2 separate regions of the Homo sapiens genome follow, and region 1 is linked to region 2. A link is an interaction called in ENCODE POLR2A ChIA-PET data of the cell type or tissue named here. Cell type or tissue: HepG2. All regions are shown on one strand. Each heading gives the region's core, and the rest is flanking DNA. Links, peaks and the distances in the headings are about the cores only. Region 1 overlaps LRMDA (leucine rich melanocyte differentiation associated). Region 2 overlaps LRMDA (leucine rich melanocyte differentiation associated).

Region 1 (5,378 bases), core at 75-5,074, 590 kb after region 2:
GGGAAACATGCTCCCTGCAATCCCACGGATATAGTGAGGGGCAGAGGGGCCTAGGTAGAAACTTTCTATAGAACATGGGATGTGGATTTACAATATTTCATTTGGATATCATGATCCCTGAAGCCTAGAGAGCTTGGGTCATCCACTCCATCCCCACTCATTTGGAAGGTAAGTTTAGAATCTCCTGTCTCTTCTCTTCTCCCTATTTTCCCCCTCTCCTGTTTATTCTTTTTTCTCTTTCTTTCTTTCTTTTTTGAGACAGTTTCACCCTTGTTGCCCAGGCTGGAGTACAATGGCACGATCTCAGCTCACTGCAACCTCTACCTCCCAGGTTCAAGCAATTCTCCTGCCTCAGCCTCCCAAGTGGCTGGGATTACAGGCACCCACCACCATGCCTAGCTAATTTTTTGCATTTTTAGTAGAGACAGGATTTCACCATGTTGGCCAAGCTGGTCTTGAACTCCTGACCTCAGGTGATTTGCCCGCCTTGGCCTCCCAAACTGCTGGGATTACAGCTATGAGCCACCACGTCCGGCCTCTGCTTATTCTTTTTTTAAGAGGAATTAGCTAAGCATCTAAAACATCTTAGATGTTGATTCAGCTGAAGGCAAAGATAGAGACCAGTGCCCAAATAAGCTCGAATCTTCTTCTAACACCCAAGAGAAATAGTGTTGCCTCCCCTGCTCTTCCCTCCAATTAGGTAAATAAAGAAGGTCAAAGGTGATCCAGTCCCAAGCACACCCAACTCAAGTCAGGAGTGCTTTTCTCCATTCTGGTCTGCAACTGACTCCAGTGTAACCAAGTTCTTAAACACAAACTTTTTCTGAACCTTAGACCTCACCCCTCCACTCCTCATCCCTGCCCAAACTCAGCTACTGTCCAGTGTGGAGTTCACACACTGACCACAACACGGACAAGAACAGGCTCCTGACCAGATGTGAAACCAACTCAAACTCAACACTACAGAAATGTCTCTCCTCTCAACAAAGGAAAATACAAATCTTCAGTGCTCTCCCTCTGAATCCACTTTTCAGCCACCCCCTTACGAAATTTTCCTGCATCTAGTATGTGTCATTTCCTACAATAAATCCATATAGATCCAGCCCCTCAGAGCCAACAGCCCCTTCTTGCCACACATACACACCTCCCAAGGTCCAGTACCTCCTCTCCCAAAGAAAGGCAGGGCCCCTGGACATCACAAAGATGGCTGTGTTTCCTCAAACCCAATAGCCCAGTCCCATGATCCACATGCACTGATGCTCCCTCACGGGGTCCAGCCTCCTCAAATCCACATCCGGCTCCCACTAACTACTCAGGGCAACCACAACCCAAGCTCCAGTGCCCTGAGCCCCTGGGGGCTGGTCACACAGGAGGAACTCCTTCCATGCCCAGGAAAGGAAGCCTTTTGCCTAAGTCTGCTCTGGGAAGCTGGAGCACTCAAGGCCACGCACTCGGTCCTCTCCTTAGGTACTGGAACAAAAAACACATCCTTCATTTCTCTAGAGTCAGCATGTATTTATTTGGCTTCCTCTCATCCCTGTGTACTACTTTACAACTTGTCAGTTTCCACCTCTCCCCAGATGCACACAAACCCTTTGGGAGTAAGGAAGAATACACAGACAGCGGCCACTCTCCATCCACTACAACCCTCAGGGTGCCCCTTTCCTGGAAACAACACAGCTCTGTGTGGCCATGTGCTCCCGAGCAGCATCCAAGGAGTTCCGCTGGCTGACCTCAAACAAATCCTCTTCCACCTCTCGTGCCTTATTACCCTGAGTTGTGTTCATTTTCCAGAGTTGTGTTCCATTTTCCAATTACAAATTCCTAATTCCCAAGTATCCTGACTCAGCTGTGGGAAATGAAGACTCCAAGGCCTAGAAGCAGGAAAGTGCTTGGGCCCTGGAATGGAATTCAGGTTCTTATCTCTCCTTTGACCCCAGGACAGTCTGTCCCACTCAGAGGGCAGCACAGCTCTCAAGGAGGGCATGGAGGAAAAAGCCCTGGGTGGCACCAGCTTGTTAGGAGGAAAAGCAATCGTCCTGCCTGACCCCTGCTCTTATCCCACTGACACCTGCTTTCCAAGTACCTCTTACTTCTTTCCTCCAAGCCCCCAAACCAGGCGCAAGGCATAACCTTTTAGGGAGAAAGGAAATAACTGCCTGTATTCTCCACTGGAATAATATACAAGATCACACTTACCTTTGCCAAGACTGGAACAGTTGTCAGAGAGTTTTCCTCCCACCCACTCCACACCAGCAGTATTTAAATTGCTTTGAAACACCATCCGGGAGAAATTATCATCACAAATATTTAAAGCTCCCATTCATAAAAAGACAAAAGAAAGAGAACACACACATACACACACCCTACCTGTGACTCGACGAATGTTTTGGGACATGTGTTTATCCTAAGAAAGCACACCTAGACACCCCAAAACACTCTTGCAGGCTTCATCTCATTCCTTCCCCAAGAGTATTCTGACCTGTCTGCACAGGTATCCGTGAGAAATGAAAAGAACACAGTGAAAATATGACGGCTCTCTCATAGGAACTCGTGTGAAATGGATGAGGCTCAATATGCTGCCTGCCTCTTCAGCAGCACAAAAAAAGGCAGCCAAGGAATCACCGGACACAGTGAAACCTTTGGGGTGTGATTCCACGCATCTCAGAGCCTTCTGCTGAATAAAAGGACAACCCATGTGGAGTTGGAACATTTGACTTTTATCTGCTTGGCCCTAAAGTACCCAGGAGGACTGGGCCTCCCAGGCCTGGCCTACATCTTGTGAAGGTTACATACCTCAGAAGGTTAAAGCTCAGATCAAGCCTCTTTGCGAAATGTCCACAGTCCCTGCCAAGGTGCTCTGGAATTTCTCTGCAGTCCTGGCCTATGTAGGACACCTGGAAATTAAATGGAACAGAAACAATGTGGCAAATGGAAATCACCCAGCTGCTCCCAACCCTGAAATTACTGATCCAATGATTGCTTCTGCAACTTGAAACACATGTTTCTCACACACAAAAAGGCCACACTTGTGACTGTTTCCCTGATCAAATCAGCTTTGGGGGCTCCAAGGACTCCACCAACAGCTCCCCTTTCCTGGTGCAGTTAACATGATGAAGACTAATCCCAGGACAATGGAAATTGGACTAAAATTGGCCAGATTCAGGTGTCCAAAAGAAACCTGAATATCAGGGCACATTGATATAACCGCAACAATCGCCCTCTCACTCAGGGGCTTTTGCAACAGTTGCTCCTCTGCCCCTTCTTCTCCCTCTCCTCCACTGCCCTCCAGTACCCTGGTATGCACATTACCTCATAAAAGACACAGCAGATGCACTTACCAGCATCCAACCTTCAGGGTGCTGGAACAAATAGGGTTGGAAAAGAAAACCTCCCCAGACCACAAATCCCATCCAGTTGCCACTGTGTACAAAATGCCCTCCACACCCAAACAAAGCTGATTTGAAGGCAACAGGGCAACAATGTGTGTCCGGGGCTCCTGAATGTCCCTCCTCCAGAGGCCCTTTGGCAGTCAATCCCACTCTGTGCACAAAGCTGTTTCTTTGGGCATTCTTCTATTTATTACAGATTATTTATTATTAAGTACCTGTATGTGCCCAAATATTAAAAAGCTGAACTGAACTGAATCTGAACTGATTCCAGAACCTGTGAGAAGGTCAGTGGACTTTCTCACTACCCTAATCACCCAGTTTTTGGAACCCATTTTTACAGACAGCACTCTGTGGGCAGATTGGCAACTAATCCTCAAACCATAAAATAAACCCATGAGGCCGAGTTGACCAGTGGGCCACAATGCATGCTGTTTCCCTAAAATACAACATGCTCAACCCCCAGCTTGAAATTCAAGCCCAAGACACGGCTATAACCTTCTTCTGGTTTCCCTACAAATCACATTCTTCCACACATATAGACAAAGATCTCTTAGAATGAGAGAGAGAGAGACTCCCCAGGAGGGTGTTTCCTCATGGGAAACAAGACTATGGTGGCCATCTTACATCCTCAGATATTAGGTTCAACTATGTGAACTACCAATATCCAACCATTTTAGAACCACAAAATAGCTCTTTTACATGGTGCAACCTAATACAAGCTGCACTGAACCCTGACACCCTCAACATCTCCAGTCATCTCTCAACCTTCTCCTATCCAATGAGGACAAACTGCTGACAATGCAATATCCTATATCCACTCTCCTTCAGTAACTTCATTCTAGGAGGAGAGAAAATAAGGAGAAAGGATAGAAAAATAGCTGACTCCAATAAAGTAATTTTGACTCAAGAAGATATAGGCTAAAAAATAAAGGACTCTAAGTTCAATCTAGCAATCTCTCCTCTTTCTACCTGGGGTCCATCTTTCTTCACAGTTCCTTGTGTAATAAATTAAGTTCTGCTTCCAAGCTGAGACAGAAATCATATGCCAAAGAGAGACTGTGGCTATAAGGCCCTATTCTATCTGGGGACTTCGATTTCCCTCAGGATCTCTGCTCAGTCAGCAGCTTCTTGGCCAGGCGCGGTGGCTCATGCCTGTAGTCCCAGCACTTTGGGAAGCCGAGGTGGGAGGATCATGAGGTCAGGGGATCGACACCATCCTGACTAACATGGTGAAACCCCATCTCTACTAAAAATACAAAAAATATTAGCCGGGCATGGTGGGGAGTGCCTGTAGTCCCAGCTACTCAGGAGGCTAGGGTAGGAGAATGGTGTGAACCCTGGAGGCGGAGCTTGCAGTGAGCCGAGATTGCACCACTGCACTCCAGCCTGGGCGACAGAGCCAGACTTGTCTCAAAAAAAAAAAAAAATTCAGCAGCTTCTTCTGTATTGTACGTTCACAATGAACCCCAGGTCCATGGCGCTCACCAGAAAATCCATCCCATTCACCCCAGCCTGCACTACTGTCTTGCACATATTATCAGTCAAGACCTCTGTGATATATATAGCAGAGACGTTGAGTTTTAGATGCAGAAACTGGGCTCTTTCCTCTTAGAATGGCCAAGGACTAAATCTAATAGACACCCAGTTTGTCAAAACTTCTGATGTTTTATACAAGGAAACTAAGACTCCAGAGCCCTGCCCAGCACAATACAGCTTCTTAGTGATAGAGCCCAGATCAAGTCCTATGCCATAAATAAGGACTTCCAACTTGGGGGCCATGGAGTGCTTACAAATCCATGTGTGGGTGTGAGATTTCTCTCTCTCTTTTTTTTTTTTTTTTTTAAAGAGATGGGGTTTCACTGTGTTGCTCAGGCTGATCTCAAACTCTGAACTCAAACAATCCCCTCGCCTCAGCCTCCTAAAATAGCTGGAATTGCAGATACAAGCCACCATACCAGGCAGACATGAGTTTTCTTGATCAGCAAA
Region 2 (5,378 bases), core at 82-5,081:
GCATTAAGGAAAAGTTTTGAGAGACCAGTTGTTAATGGAGATACTCATGTAGGAATAAAGAAGATATATATTGTATTCAGAGTTCAAAATGGTTGGCCAGGCATGATGGCTCATGCCTGTAATCCCAGCACTTTGGGAGGCCAAGGAGGGTGGATCATGAGGTCAAGAGATCAAGACCATCCTGGCCAACATGGTGAAACCTCGTCTCTACTAAAAATACAAAAATTAGCTGGGCGTGGTGGCACGTGCCTGTAGTCCCAGCTACTCGGGAGGCTGAGGCAGGAGAATCGCTTGAACCTGGGAGGTGGAGGTTGCAGTGAGCTGAGATCATGCCACTGTACTTCAGCCTGGCGACAGAGTGAGACTCGGCTCAAAAAAAAAAAAAAAAAAGGCTTTGAATAAGCTTCTCATAATATCTTTGTGACAGGAAGCCAAAAAGTAGGCTAGAAAATGACAATCTTAGGTAGAAGTAGAGTCATAACTGCTTCAAAAATGTACCTGAAGAATACTGATTAATGGCTCAAATTGCTCTATGGGTAGATTCTAGGGATTTTGATCTTATTTTTTTGTTTTTTGTTGTTTTTGTTTTTTGCCAGTGGCTTGGTTAAGGAGATGTTTATCACATTTATAGGGGACAGGACCCTAAAGAGATATTAAGAAAGATACAGTAGGATCCAAAATGATCCTGTTAGAATCAACCATTTTTCAGCTCAATAAGATGAAATTTCACAGTGTCTAATGTAAACTAAATAATAAAGTTCAACTATCCAAAAATATTTACTCGAAAAAATTAAAAGGAATATGAAAATTGGGAATATATTTGCAACCCTTCTAACAGTCTAAGATTTAACACCCTTAACATGGAAAGAGCTTTTATAAATCATTAAGGAAAACCTGAAGCCCTAACAGAAAAATGACCAAAAACCTTGGATGGAAAATTCACAAGGAAATTTGTCAATAATAAAAATATGGGAGAAATTTTCAGCTTTATTAGGAATCTAGAATATTCTAATAAAAATATTTATATCCTTTTCTTAGATTTTAACATAGTTTTGTCAAGCTTTTACTTCAAACAAACACAAGACTAATGAGACAGTGAAATTGCTGGATGGCAATTTATATTAAAAGACTTAAAAATAATTACCTTTGCATCCACTAATTCCAATTCCAATAATTTATTCAGTAAATATCAAAGATGTGTATAAGTTTATGTACAAGTATGTTCACTATAGCATTTACAATAACATTGCAAACAAGCCTAAATGCCCAAGGATTGAAGAATGATTAAATAAAGCTCAATATATCTGTATCATAAAATATTACACAGGAATTAAAAATAATATTGTAGGCAGCTATCTAATGAGCCAGTACAATTTTCATGCTATACATTTAAGTACCCCAAATTAAGTCACAATGTAATATAGTACACACACAAAGATCTCATGCATGAAAATTAAAAGTCATCCATATGGTCCTCACCATTTTCCACACAAATTTTAATCTGCACCAAGCTTTTCTGGGCATTTTCTTCCATGTTAATGGTTAAGAATCATCAAAGTCATCTTTCTTAGTTGTTCTAGTTTATAAACTGCTGTTAATATACAATCTTGTACACAGAGACATTATAACAATTCTGTACACACATACACAAACACACTTAAATGTATATATTTATGTGTGTGTGTGTATGTGTGTGATACCTATCTATATCTCCCAGATACATACCGTTAACCCCCAGGTAAGGAGTTTATCAGTCATTTTCAAATAGTTTTCTCTAGCTACTAAATTTTCTATCATGAATATACATTTTATAATCAGGAAAAACCACAGTTAATATTCCTTTTAAATAAAACAAGACAATTCCACATACATAACATGTAGAAGCTTTAGAAAAAGAGCAGTGTCTGGGAAGAGGACTTAGTATGAATCGCCAGTGACCACCACAGAAGCAAATCTGATCCCAATCCACTCTACTACTCTCCTGGCCCCTAAGTGCCTGTGCCTGGAGCTTTGTTTGAATTCCAGGTGCCAGATTCAAAGGTGGATTTGCATTCAGAAACACCATCCAAGGACAACCACCAGGAGGTGAAGGGTGTAAGAAACAGTGATTGAGACAGTCCTAAAGTTGCTTAACCAGGAGCAGAGAAGTCTTAGTCATTTCAAAGTCCTCAGCCTACAGGGTTCCAGAATGCAGAATCAAAAACAAATAGAAAATTATGTAAGCTGGGAGGAAATGTCTTGAATCAATTTTTTGAAACTTGTCAAAATGGAGAAGCTGTTCACTAAAGGATGAGCTGCCCTCAGAGCCACTATACTTATTTGAACAGAGGCTAAAATCATGGAGAATGTTTAGAGGGAATTTCTTCATAGAGATCAGATTCGATGGCTTCTAATATTCTATCCAGATACTATGGTTATCTGACTGGAGCTCCTTCCTTTATAACTATAGTTTATAAGGGCTGTTAAGTCAGTTCTGCTTTGCCAAAGGGTCCCTTAAGAGTCAGTCTGGTAGGAAGAGGGTAGCAGAGTTCCAGCACACTAAACTCTATGCCTCATTCTTCTAGCTGGGACTGTGCAAGGCTTCTTTAATATTTTCCTAACTATGGGAAGGGTGTAACATGTGCCCATAATAAAAAGGCACATGTTTGCACCCTGACCTCTTATAGAAAGTAAACTACATATTAGAGCTACAGCTCTATTTGTGTAAAATATGCCCTATTATAGTCTTCTTATAGACTCATAGACTTTGAATCCTAGAGGAATTTTAGGCTGTTCCACTCTCCCCCTACTTCACAGAAGATGACTAATGTCCAGAGAGGTAAAGTGGCCTACCTGAAAACACACATGAGTCACCAGGCCACATTTAGAACCTGTGTACATAAAGTGCAGTGCTCCCCAACTATGTTAAACTACCTCTACATACTTTCTAGCTGTGGTCCAGAAATGGAAATTCACCATCGCCACATCCTTTATCCAAACACTGTGTGTAGCTTTGTAACCCATTCATTGTACGTCCTCAATTATTAATATAATGATGAACCTAAATGGTTTTCGAGTTCTTTTTCCTTTCACTCTGTACTCCATGGATGCTCCTAGAAGAATCTCCCAAAGAGCTAGTTCTTAGATTTTTTTTTTCCTTTGAAGTTAAGTATGCATTAGGTGGGACTGGCTTGAGATTTATCTGCTAATGATCCCCTTGGGGTACACCTCTATAGCTTGTTCATTCATTCATTTATAAAAATGTATTGAGTGCCAACTCTGTGCTTAGTACTTTGCTAGTCTCTGGAGCTACAAGGATGACTGTGCAATAGTCCCCTACTATTAAGTAGTAGGTATAGACAGGGAAGCAGTTACCAGATAATGCAGGGTAATAGATTGGGATGATTAGTGCTACTCTGAGAAGGGGCTGGGGCTGGTGAAGGAGATGGGCTTGAGCTAAGTCTCAATGCAAATGAATTCTAATCTTTTGAGCATCTGCTGATACCTTATTCCACATTTGGTGGTGAGGGAACATAAGGAAAAGAGATAACTTGATCCTGGCACTCAAGTAAGCTACAGTCCAGAAAGCTGATTTGCTACCAAAAAGCATGTGGTGTGGTATCCATTTCCAACATGACAGGAATTCAGTGAGCACATGCATCTGGGGATACAAATGATGCACAAGTCATGGAATCTGCTCTCAATGCTCTTACCATCTATGAAGGAGACAGAGACGCTGGGCTTGGAATAAGGGGACACCATACAGGACAGCGTATCAGTAAGCAGCATGGATAAGATGAGCTCTGGAAGTTGAGAGGAAAGCAATGAGGGCTGTAGTAAGCCCTTTCTGTTTTTGGCCCATCCCTCCTATGCTTGTCCTGAAGGTATTATAGCAAGTCCCTAAGGACAGAGACAAGGAGCAGGTGTCTCTCCAGGAACATACTAGATGAAGGACAGCCTCCATGTTTTGCTCCCATCATTCTCCTTCTCTGGGCTATCCTCCCTCCTCAAAGCGAATCTTTCCTGTCTTTTTCCCACCCTGGTGACAGGGTTTGGCCTGGGCTTTGACTATGTCTCTGAAATTATTTTGATTCACGGCTTGAGATTTTACAAAACCACACATGCACGCATGGAGCCTGTGGCCTCGGGATCTTGTTTGTTTTTAAGAGTCTAAAGAGTGAGTTTGTTTGGCGGGTTCTATAAATGGGGGTTTTCTTTGCTAGGGAGATGTGAGAGTGGACACGGTGTACCGCAGCCATGGTATGCGTGCACCTCGCCATGGGGCGGAATGCAGAGCCTGGTGGGGGAGGCGCCCACAGCCATTGGGCAAACATATGTTGGGCCAAGAACGCTGCTCTTCAACCTCATGAACTGTTTGCTTGAAAGATAACAGTGTCTCTTCTACACAAGCCTTTCACCACCCTCCATAAAGGGAATTTTTAATTCAACAGATGGTGTCTACTCATTGCAAGCCAACCAGAAAAGGAGACATTTACACGGCTGGATCTCAAAGCCCCAGGGACCCCAAGGGCCCCTAATCAAATACTTGCCCAAAGACCAGCTCCCCACGGGCAGGGCCCCCCTGGAATGGACTCAGGCCAGGAAAGCCAGTAAAAACGTGCCAACTGTTGATTCTGTGAGGTCTTAATTGGCTGAAAAAGGTGAAAACACGTTTTCTGTCCCAGACTACAAGATAGCTTTATGTCTCCAGCAGGAAAGAAGGCCCCAGGAGATATGGTGACCTCCAAAAGTGGCTTGCTACCGGAGCCATTTTCTTTCTTCCAGAATAGCTCTAGCTCTATGGTTCACAAAACCTCTCAAAGAATAATTTGGTGAGCTTTGCTTTCCAGATCCTCTCATGGCATGTCCTGGGCCCTGTGTACTAGCACCTAACAATGTTAGGGACAGAGACGAGATCAACTGTTTCCAGTTGTGCAGCATAGAGAAAAAGAGTTTTTCCCAGCACTGAACCAAGGCTATTTCCTCTGTGTCTGCCTCTCTGGTTATCTGACTGCTGCTCATGGCAGCAGGAAGCCAGTGTGGTGTTTTCATAGGGAATGTGTTGTTCTGATGAGGAATATCTTGTCAACTCAATGAGGCCAAACGCAAATCTAGTTGGTAAACACACAGCATAAGACCACTCCATTGAGTCATGAGCTCTGTTTTCAAGTCCTGGTTTTGTGAGCTAAGACTTTGGAAAAATAACACTTGGAAAATGTAGCTTTCTAATCTTTCAAGGTGGCAGAAAATCCCTGACCTGTCCAATTTGCAGATATCAGAATGGGGATCAGCTGAGATACAGTACATGAAGACAAACCTAGACCAATTGTTGTTTAGCTGAAAGATTGTTTTTGAAAAATAAATGTGCATATTTTCTTTTCAAAGGAAGAAATTAGTTG

What was found. Peaks named below come from ENCODE experiments on the same cell type or tissue, not always from the same donor. Only the 100,000 strongest peaks of a DNase experiment are listed, where the experiment ranks them.
Region 1: POLR2A ChIA-PET joins it to region 2 with 5 read pairs; 3 of 35 experiments call an interaction of 5 or more read pairs at or near these places.

The regions. Positions count from the first base shown.
Region 1 is chr10:75,435,913-75,441,290 of GRCh38, reverse strand. It overlaps LRMDA (leucine rich melanocyte differentiation associated), which reads right to left. Exons shown (of 7, transcript NM_001305581.2): 2 at 2,797-2,897. Among named protein-coding and RNA genes, the nearest start is that of LRMDA, 7.0 kb to the right of the region's middle. In HepG2, for the core only: no CTCF peak of the experiment used is centred there; a DNase peak (open chromatin) is centred at 2,810.
Region 2 is chr10:76,023,831-76,029,208 of GRCh38, reverse strand. The region is part of intron 2 of LRMDA (leucine rich melanocyte differentiation associated); the gene reads right to left. Among named protein-coding and RNA genes, the nearest start is that of MIR606, 470 kb to the right of the region's middle. In HepG2, for the core only: a CTCF peak has its summit at 2,119; DNase peaks (open chromatin) are centred at 2,066, 2,828 and 4,258.